Regions from separate parts of the Homo sapiens genome. Here region 2 is linked to region 1. Evidence: chromatin contacts called from ENCODE Hi-C or POLR2A ChIA-PET data. All regions are on one chromosome and are shown on one strand. Each heading gives the region's core, a stretch centred on a gene start or an enhancer-like site at or near the end of the contact. The rest is flanking DNA. Distances are from core to core; before and after follow the strand shown. Region 1 holds the start of NMT1 (N-myristoyltransferase 1). Region 2 holds the start of SPATA32 (spermatogenesis associated 32).

The links. A loop is a pair of places that touch in the nucleus more often than their neighbours do. ChIA-PET counts read pairs that join two places held with the same protein, here RNA polymerase II (POLR2A). Pooled maps may share reads with other maps.
Region 2: a loop to region 1 is called in a pooled map, with 2.5 times the contacts of the local background. The contact joins the promoter of SPATA32 here to the promoter of NMT1 in region 1. A Hi-C loop is called at or near these places in 2 of 50 pooled maps. POLR2A ChIA-PET finds 5 or more read pairs at or near these places in 3 of 52 experiments (CD8-positive, alpha-beta memory T cell, activated CD4-positive, alpha-beta T cell and activated naive CD8-positive, alpha-beta T cell).

What each region holds. Positions count from the first base shown.
Region 1 is chr17:45,059,626-45,064,581 of GRCh38, reverse strand. It overlaps NMT1 (N-myristoyltransferase 1), which reads right to left and starts at 3,265. Exons shown (of 12, transcript NM_021079.5): 1 at 3,122-3,265. The coding sequence starts at 3,252. It also overlaps a transcript of DCAKD not described here. RefSeq lists enhancers at 2,825-2,904, 2,847-3,141, 2,995-3,354, 2,502-3,493, 3,455-3,634 and 1 more.
Region 2 is chr17:45,258,306-45,263,461 of GRCh38, reverse strand. It overlaps SPATA32 (spermatogenesis associated 32), which reads left to right and starts at 1,368. Exons shown (of 5, transcript NM_152343.3): 1 at 1,368-1,458. The coding sequence starts at 1,446. MAP3K14 (mitogen-activated protein kinase kinase kinase 14) reads left to right here. Exons shown (of 16, transcript NM_003954.5): 16 at 1-343. All of the region lies in intron 2 of MAP3K14-AS1 (MAP3K14 antisense RNA 1), which reads right to left. RefSeq lists enhancers at 327-930, 1,365-1,454, 931-1,536 and silencers at 1,485-1,534, 1,605-1,724.

The sequences.
Region 1 (4,956 bases), core at 2,016-4,515:
CAAAGTGCTGGGATTACAGATGTGCGCCACCGCGCCTGGCCTCAGACCAGATTTAAATTATTCCAAAGTCCATGCTTTTCTACTGTGCCGTGCTGCATTTTCCCACATTGCTGCTTCTCCCCAAAACCATTTCCTCTCAAAGTTCATGGAAAAATGTTGACTCTACCCCAGATTCTTAGTGCCAGAATTAGACTCTCTCCTCCAGACTAGGCCCTTGGTTTTTCACCTACTACCTCCAAACTCATTTTCACAGATCTTTAGATTTGGGACGCTAATAAACATAATTTTTTCACCCAGACCATAACCATGCACAGAGACACCACTGCAAACTGTCAAAGTTTTTAAGGTTATCACTTACTTCTACTACAAATAAAATAATTTTATTTATTTATTTTTTTGAGATGGAGTCTCGCTCCGTTGCCAAGCTGGTGTGCAGTGGCGCAATCTCAGCTCACTGCAACCTCCGCCTCCCGGGTTCGAGTGATTCTCCTGCCTCAGCCTCCCGAGTAGCTGGGACTACAGGTATGCACCACCATGCCCAGCTAATTTTTCTATTTTTAATAGAGACAGGGTTTCACCATGTTAGCCAGGATGGTCTCAATCTCTTGACCTCGTGATCCACCCGCCTCGGCCTCCCAGAGTGATGGGATTACAGGCATGAGCCACTGTGTGCCACTTTTTTTTCTGAGACAGGGCTTTGCTCTATTGCCCAGGCTGGAGTGCAGTGGTGCAATCTCAACTCACTGCAGCCTCCACCTCCCAGGTTCAAGTGATTCTCCTGCCTCAGTCTCCGGAGTAGCTGGGACTATAGGCGTACGCCACCATGCCCAGCTAAATTTTGTATTTTTAGTGGAGACGGGGTTTCACCATGTTGGCCATGCTGTTCTCGAACTGCTGACCTCAAGTGATCCACCTGCCTCGGCCTCCCAAAGTGCTGGGATTACAGGTGTGAGCTACCACGCCAGGCCAATAAAATAACTTTCTGGCACACAGTTTTGAAAAGTGATTCACAGATTATAGGGCACAAACCTAAGGACACTGGTCAGGACAACAGTTAAGAAGATAAAAATAAAAGCAACTACAAAAAGAGCAAAGAAAATGCCACACTTTCACTTCTGGAATGACTTTCACATTCACCAACTCTCATCTGTGATTCAGATCTCTACTCAGGAGAGCTTCACTTTCCCTTCTTCCTGTTCCTACTTCCTCTTTCTCAGCTCTTCCATTTTTAGGAATATCAAACTTCAAAAGAAGACTTTTATTACATTAGATCTGTTGTGAGTTACAGCAACAGAACAGTCTTATAAAAACTAAATTTGGCAAGCTTCCTATTCCTCTACTTTCTTCCTGTGATTTTTTTTTTTTTTTTTTTTTTTTGAGTCGGAGTCTCGCTCTGTCGCCCAGGCTGGAGTGCAGTGGCGTGATCTCAGCTCACTGCAAGCTCTGCCTCCTGGGTTCACGCCATTCTCCTGCCTTAGCCTCCCGAGTAGTTGGGACTACAGGCGCCCGCCACCACGCCCGGCTAAATTTTTTGTATTTTTAGTAGAGATGGGATTTCACAGTGTTAGCCAGGATGGTCTCGATCTCCTGACCTCGTGATCTGCCTCCCAAAGTACTGGGATTACAGGCATGAGCCACCATGCCCGGCCCTTCCTGTGATTTTTAATGCCGGCTGAAGAACATAAAAGCTAGATCTTTTAACCTAAGATTTACCACAAGCAGATTATAAACCACTTAAATACAGTCATGCTTCACTGAACGTCAGGCATATGTGCTGGGAAATGCATGGTTAGGTGATTTTTGCCTTGCCAACATTATAGGGTGTACTTACACAAATCTAGATGGTATAGCCTACTAAATGCCTAGGCTATATGGTGTACATTACAGTAACATGCTATACAGGTTTGTAGCCTAGGAGCAATAGGCTGCTGCATGTTACTGAGTACTGCAGGCAACTATAATACAATGGTAAGTATTTGTGTATCTAAGCATACCTAAACATAGAAAGGATACAATAAAAATATGTACTATAATCTTGTGGGACCATCTCTTCTACGCAGTCCTTGGTCTTTATACCTTTATATCTGCACTGCCACCAATACTGCGAATAACAAGCTGGCTACGAAAATCAGACTACCTCAGACTCAGCAAGTTATACACCCAAAAATCTCTCACGACTTTCAGTTTAAAAATATATCTACAAATATAGACAGGAAGATGGGGAGAGACAGCGTGAGTGCCAGTGCCAGGCACTAACCATGTGAAGAAAGATGAATAAGCTGTGGCTTACAGAAGTAAAAACTAATTTGGGAAAAGAATTCAACATTCAAATGCCTGGTGTGTTTCTTCATCCCTAGGAACAAATAGTAACTAATGGCAAGACCCTAAAGTACAGGATAGGCAGTATGGAGCCCGAGGATTCCAAATACTCTCCAAGAAACAACATCGCTCATTTCTTGAAGCCTGGGGCTGCTCTGCAAAGGTAACAAGGCAAAGATGTTCGAAGACTTAATTATATTAATATATCGTTCAGGATACTTATGGATTATTTGGAGCAATGGAAACTATGTAAATCAAAGCATTACCATACCGTTAATTACATAGGTTTATAAGGTGAGTTTATATTTTGGGATTCTCTGGTAGTGATATTTTACAATATAATTATACATACAGTTTGTATAGTCTGATGAGTTTCCTCACTGAGGGTGAACTGCTGCGAAATGTTTTATGATTCGTTTATTGCTAGTCACGTTGTTCAAACAACACGTCTATAAGTAACGTTCCCTTTGAACTGTACTGTTACTAGACTGTCCTGTGTTGTACCATCGAAAACCATCGTCCAACATGCTCTTTTCCCAGGAATGGCCTGAAGCACACGAGTGGAACACTGCATAGAACTTTTATATAATAAAAGTACTGAACGTCTCCGGCCCTTAATATCCAGAGCACCCACCCTTGGTAAATGACAAAGGCAATAACCAATCGCCAGGCAGAATCCTAGTGACTTAGCCAATAAGAACATGAGGGTGGGGCTAGACTAAGCTCCCGGTGACTTCCCCGCACCCCAGAGACCCAGGTTGTGGGAGGCTGGACGGGAATTGGACTCCGAGGATTTCGTTACCCCCGGTTGTAGCTGTTGTCCTCCTCATTCTCGCAATCGCTGCAGTGCTCATGGCCGTTCCCGTTCCCTTCCATCATCTGCGGCAGCGGAGGTGCCGGCGGCTTCACTGCTGTCTCACTCTCGTCCGCCATCTTGAGTTGCGAGAGCAGGGCTCCGCGCCCCACTACATGGGGGGTTCCTATTGGACAAGGGGAATTTGCGCTGCATTCTGGGTTTTGTAGTTTTTCTGGCGAAGCGAGCTGCCACTAGGAGCGACTCTTTCCCAGGAAACTGACTACAATACCCAGGAATCACGAGGGACGGCTCCGGTCGGATTAAGAGGCGGGGCCACTGATACCCGGAAGCCTAGGCATTCGGCCACGCTTTGAGGAAAGAAGGGGCGCAAGGTTGGTGGGACCGACCCTTGGGAACCGGGCGGCCGCCTGGCATGATGGGAGTTGTAGTTCGATGCTGGTTTAGGGTTTCAGGCGTGGAGGTTCCAAAATCCGAGGTTTGATTTCAGCCTGCCCTTGCCAGTGCCTGGGCCGCTGGGAGCCGTTATTGGCTGCCGTTAAGGACCGTTACGTTTCCCGGGTAAGTGAAAGGGCCTGAGGCCCGCGGGTGCTACCTGCCTGGAGCCGGAATGCCCCAGGCCTTCTTAGAGTGGGCTTTTCCGCAAGAAGCCTAGTTGACTCCTGGCCGCCTTCCTCACTCGGGAGTCTGGGCAACCTGCGGTCATTGGCAGTTCAAGGTCTCATGAGAGGCAGTGGATTTTTTTGTGCGAAGCACTGACCCTAAGCCAGGAGACCACACTGCTAGGGAGGCAGGGCTCGCCGCCTCATCTTGGCCTCCAGGTACTTATCTTCGCCAAGCTCTTTCGCGCACACGTGGTCCCTTTAATTCCCCACAAGAATTTTCCACAACGACCCTTTTTTTCTTTTCTTTTCTTTCTTTCTTTCTTTTTTCTTTTTTAAATACGGCCGCCTTCTGTCGCCCAGGCTGGAGCGCAATGGCTCAAGATCACAGCTCACTGCAATCAAGGTATCCTCCCACCTCAGCCTCCCAAGTACCTAGGACTATAGGCATGAGCCACCACACCCGGATAATTTATATATTTTTTGTAGAGACGAGGGTCTCGCCTTGTTGCCCAGGCTGGTCTCGAACTCCTGGCCTCTAAGGATCTTCCTACCCCAACCCCGCAAAGTGCTGGGATTACAGACGTGAGCCACGGCACCCAGCCCACATCAACTCTTTCTTTAATAAGTGCCAGACTCTGTAGTAAGGCATTTCGTACATTATCTCATTTAATCCTCTCAACAAGTCTACAATATAGGTCCTATTATTATTATTCAACCTTTGTTTTGTTTTGTTTTGTTTTGAGACGGAGTCTCTCTCTGACTCCCAGGCTGGAGTGCAGTGGTGCGATCTCGGCTCACTGCAACCTTCGCCTCCTGGGTTCAAGCGATTCTCTTGCCTCGGCCTCCTGAGTAGCTGGGATTAAAGGCGCACGCCACCACACCTGGCTAATTTTTGTATTTTTAGTAGAGACGGGGTTTCACCATGTTGGTCAGGCTGGTCTCGAACTCCTGACCTCGTGATCTGCCCATTTCGGCCTCCCAAAGTGCTGGGATTAGAGGTGTGAGCCACCGTACCTGGCCATATTGACCTTTTTGACAGATGAAAAAATGTGGCCCTGAGAGGTTGGTAAATTGCACAGTCACATAGCTGGTTAAGTGGCAAATCGGTATACAAATCCAGATCTGTGTGCCCCAGGCCCTCTGAATTCTTTGCCACCATAAAAGTCCCATTTTCTGATACACTATTCACTCAAGGAAATCAGTTACTAAAAGGTAACT
Region 2 (5,156 bases), core at 119-2,618, 200 kb before region 1:
TAAGAATAGCACCCCCTTCCCCATTGCCCCAGCTTAGCCTCTTCTCCCAGGGGAGCTACTCAGGACTCACGTAGCATTAAATCAGCTGTGAATCGTCAGGGGGTGTCTGCTAGCCTCAACCTCCTGGGGCAGGGGACGCCGAGACTCCGTGGGAGAAGCTCATTCCCACATCTTGCCAAGACAGCCTTTGTCCAGCTGTCCACATTGAGTCAGACTGCTCCCGGGGAGAGAGCCCCGGCCCCCAGCACATAAAGAACTGCAGCCTTGGTACTGCAGAGTCTGGGTTGTAGAGAACTCTTTGTAAGCAATAAAGTTTGGGGTGATGACAAATGTTTCCAGGCCATCGGTGTCCTCTCTCTTGCCTGCCGGCCTGCTGAACCTCACGACCCTAACAGCTGCCTCTCTTTGCCTTCTTGCTGAGATCTTTTCAAGTCCCCCTTGTTTTGGACAAGGACTGTTTCAGCCCTTGAGTGGGGCTGCTTTCCCACCACTCCTCCCAGTGGCTGCTTCTAGTCCCAACGCTGGGCTAGTCATTCAGACCAGTTAGGCAAGATACCTTGCCCGGTGGCATCAGGGAAGTCCCTCGCCAAAATATGCCAGGCTGAGGGGTGGAGGAGGAGGACAACAAAGCCTGCATGCTTTGTGCCACTGCCCAAGTTAGGCAGCCCCCTACCACCAGAAGGGAAATAGGGATGGGTTCTGGGCCCTGACCATCCAGGGATGCCGGATGCACACCACAGGCCCTCCACCCTCCCCTCCTGTCCTTGAGGCCTGGACTCTTAACCCTTTCCGCTGCCTCCTGAGCCCTGCATGGGGCCAGGGATGCCTTTGTGGGCTGAGTTCCTTGGTCATGGAGCTGGGGCACACGGGGTGCTGAGTTCCTTGGTCATGGAGCTGGGGCACACGGGGTGCTGAGTTCCTTGGTCATGGAGCTGGGGCACACGGGGTGCCTTATCGAATCTGGCTCCACACTCCCTGTGTGCACAAGTGTGTGTGCGCGCGGCTTGGGTTGGTTTAGCCGGTTCTTGGAAGGGCCCTGGGACCACGAAAAGGGCGGCAGCCCTGAGCCGCTGGCGTGCAGAGCGGGTGCAAGTCCTGTCCAGCACAGCCAGGCTTACCTGCCGCCTGCCTCTCGCTCTAGGCCCGCTGCGGAAGCGCGAGCCCCACCCCCGAGGTCTTCGGAGAGGAAGGAGTTCTGGCTTCGGGCCCGCAGCCTTCGGAGGACGCCTCACTCGGGCCGTCCCCCGTCCGCCCGCCCGAAACCTAAATGCGGCTCCCTGCCTGTGGGGTCGCGGCGGGGACGTCACAGAGGCGGCGACATCACAGGCACCGGCGCCTCTAATATTTCCAGCGCCCACCAGTCCCTCAGCCAAAGAGCACACTGGAGGCGGAGAGGCAGCATCCACCAGCCCGCTCCCCGCCTCCAGGACAGAGCCTCGGTCTGCATGGGGGTGACAGGTGGGAGCGGCCGAGCGCCCGGGGGCGAGGGTTGGGGCAGGCGGGGAAAGCGAAAGTGAGAGGGGGAGGGGCGCGAAGGGGGCGGTCAGGAATCCGCCCAGGGCCCGTTCCCCTGCTCCCAAACCCCCGGCACCTGAAAGGCAGGTCGACCCGCCGCCAAAGCCCACCCGGTGCCCCTGACTACGGCTCCCAGCCTCAGCCCCTGCGCGGTGCACACCCATGTGCTCTCACGGACACGCATGCGCGCCTTGGAGTAGGGACTGCAGAGTCAGTGGTTCTTGAAGGGGTTCTGAGACCACAGAAGGAGCAATGGCCTTGTGCACAGGAAACGACTCATGAATTATCCTGAACTGCAGATCCAAAAAATCACATCCAGTTGTCCCTCCTTGATGCTTGAGGCTTTGCAGGGAGGAGCGGCAGTCTTCAGCACATTTTTACGGAGCGCTTCGTTGATGCCTTGTACTCTTCTCTGAACCAATGAGCAAAGATGTTTGCCCCCAGTGCCCTGTGTCTCCCCTTCCCATAGGGGCGTCAGATCCCCCACTGAAATGGTGGCTTTCTTTTGGGGATCCTCTCTCCCAGAAGGGCATGGGCCAGCATTAAAAACGGTCAAAAATTAGGTGGGCATGATGGCTCAACGCCTGCAATCCCAACACTTCGGGAGGCAGAGGTGGGAGGATCACATGAGGCCAGGAGTTCAAGATCAGCCTAGGCAACATAGCGAGACTTTGTCCTCTACAGGAAATGTTTAAAATTAGACAGGTGTGGCGGCATGAGCCTGTAGTCCCAGCTACTTGGGAGGCTGAGCTGGGAGGCTCACTGGAGCCCAGGAGTTGCAGTGAGCTATGATGCTGCCACTCCAGCCTGGGCCACAGAGCAAGACCCTGTCAAAAAAAAAAAAAAAAAAACCAGAGGTCGGGTGCAGTGGCTCACGCCTGTAAGGTAAAACGTAGATTAGACAGCCAGGTCTGTCATGGAGAGGATTACACTGATTATTTGAATTGGGCTTTCAGGCATGAGTAGGACTTTGCCAGAAGAAGGCTTTCCAGGTATAAGAAATAGCATTTGCAAAGGCACTGGGTGCAGAAAGGCCTGCGGTACTCTGGGGGTAGCTTCGGCTTAGGGTGAGGGACAGGAAGCTGGATGCCAAGAGATGAAAAATGAAGGTAGAGATCAGACCAAGAGGCCACATGGAGTCTGGGGGTAACCGGAGACAAGTGAGATGTAGCAGGCTCACTCTGAGGTCATTGAAAATCCAGGTTGGAGGGGGACATAGTTGCAGTGGTCCCACTGGAAGACTAAAGAGATTTAAGACAGTGCAGTGAGTAGCATCCCAGAGTTTGGAGCCAGCCAGACCTGCCTTTGGGTCGTGTGCTGCTCTTAATAGCTGCATGACCTCATACACGTTTCCTCATCTGTGAGAGGAGAGCCGTGGCCAACTGGGCATAGGGTAGGTATGAAGACTGAATGTGCAAAGCACTCAGCACCAAGTGCCAAAGGGTAGGAAGTCATGGGTGTGTGCTGGCTCTGGTACTGGGAGATGAGGACAGCATCAGGGGTAGGAGGGCAGTAGCTGCGGAGGGAGGAGGAGTCACAAATGACCCAGGTTTCTCATTTGGGTGAAAGGATGAAGGATGAATAGGGCGAGGAGAGTGGGGTATGGAGAGATGACAGACTAGAAAGGGAGACAGGGGTCAGACAGGCAGAACCGTGGCAGCCACACTTAAGAGTCTGGACATACAAGATATGAATTTGAGGTAAGAAATTAGGCCAGGCATGGTGGCTCACGCCTGTAATCCCAACACTCTGGGAGGCCAAGATGGGAAGATCGCTTGAGCTCAGGAGTTTGAGACCAGCCTGGGCAACATACTGAGACCTCATCTCCTTTTTTTTTTTTTTTTGAGACAGAGTCTTGCTCTGTCACCCAGGCTGGAGTGCAATGGCACCATCTCGGCTCACTGCAACGTCTGCCTCCCGGGCCGAAGCCATCCTCCCTATCAAAACCTAACAAAGACATTACAAGAAAAGAAAATTATACACCGATATCCCTCATGAATATGCATGTGAAAATTCTGAAAAAAAGCCAATCAGATTCAACAACATAGAAAAAGGGTAATATATCACAACCAAATGAGGTTTATCCCAGTAACGCAAGGCTGATTTAACATTTTAAAAAATAAATTTATAGCTGGGCATGGTAGCTCACACCTATAATCTAGCACTTTGGGAGGCCACGGCAGGTGGATAGCTTGAGCCCAGGAGTTCAAGACCAGCCTGGGCAATATAACAAGACCCATCTCTACAAAAAATACAAAAATTAGCTGGGGGTGGTGGTGAACACGTGTAGTCCCAGCTACTCCAGAGGTGAGGTGGAAGGATCACTTGAGACAGGGAGGTTGAGGTTGCTGAAATTGCGCCACTGAACTCCAGCCTGGGCAACAGAGTGAGACCCTGTCTCAAAAAAAACAATGTATTTTACCATAAACAGAATATAAAAATATAAAAGAATTATCACTCAAATAATATAACATTACTCATATGTTAATGTATTATAACGTATGTTATGTATAACATATATAATATCATATTAAAGAAAAACCATATGATCATCTCAATAAATGCAGAAAAAGCATTAGGCAAAATCCAGCATCCATTCCTAATTAAAACTAAGCAATCTAAGAGACGAAACTTCACAAAGATGCCCAAGCTAATGAAAGGCATCATGAAGAAACCTACAGCTAGCATCATCCTTAATGGTGAAAGGCTAAACACTTTCCCCTAAGCTCAGAACGAAGCGAGGATGTACACACGCACTCCTACTCAACATTGTATGGAGATTGTCCCCAGTGCAATTAGGCAAGTAAAGAAAATAAGAGGAACCAGATTGGGAGGGAAGAAGTAAAAGTGTCTTGACTCACACACATTATTGTCTATGTAGAAAATCCGATAGAATCTAAAAGAAAAAAAAAGCTATGAGAACAAATAAGATTTTAGTATAGTTGCAGGATACAAAAGATGGATATATTTCTGTATACTAGCAACAAACCACTGGAAATTGAAATTATTTCGGCCAGGCACGGTGGCTCATGCCTGTAATCCCAGCACTTTGGGAGGCCGAGGCAGGCAGATCATTTGAGGCCAGGAGTTTGAGATCAGCCTGGCCAAAATGGTGAAACCCCATCTCTACTAAAAATACAAAAAGTGAGCTGGGCGTCGTGGCGCATGCCTATAATCCCAGCTGCTCAGGAGGCTGAGTCAGGAGAATCGCTTGATCTCAGGAGGCGGAGGTTACAGTGAGCCGAGATCACACCACTACACTCCAGCGTGGGTGACAGAGTGAGACCCTGCCTCAAAAAAAATTATTTCAATTATTTCATATACTGCAGAATATCACTTGAATCCCTAATAGAACATTCTCAAGTCAGGCAACGAGGTCCCAAGCTGAGTCAATGTCTGACTTTTTCTCCCAGCCCCCAGTGCTGTTAAGAGGCTCACACAACAGTAATTTCTTCTCCTGTCCATACCCAGCTGCCGTTTATGGAGGGGTTGAGGCTGTGGGTGTTGATTAAACTGCCCAGGGAAATTCTGTAAAGGGAGCAAAGGCCCTGAGGTCAGAAGCCTGGGGGAACAGCAGGACCTGGGACAGGGGGAGTTGGAGAGGGAGAAGAGAGACACGTGAGGAAGCCAGGGAAGCATAG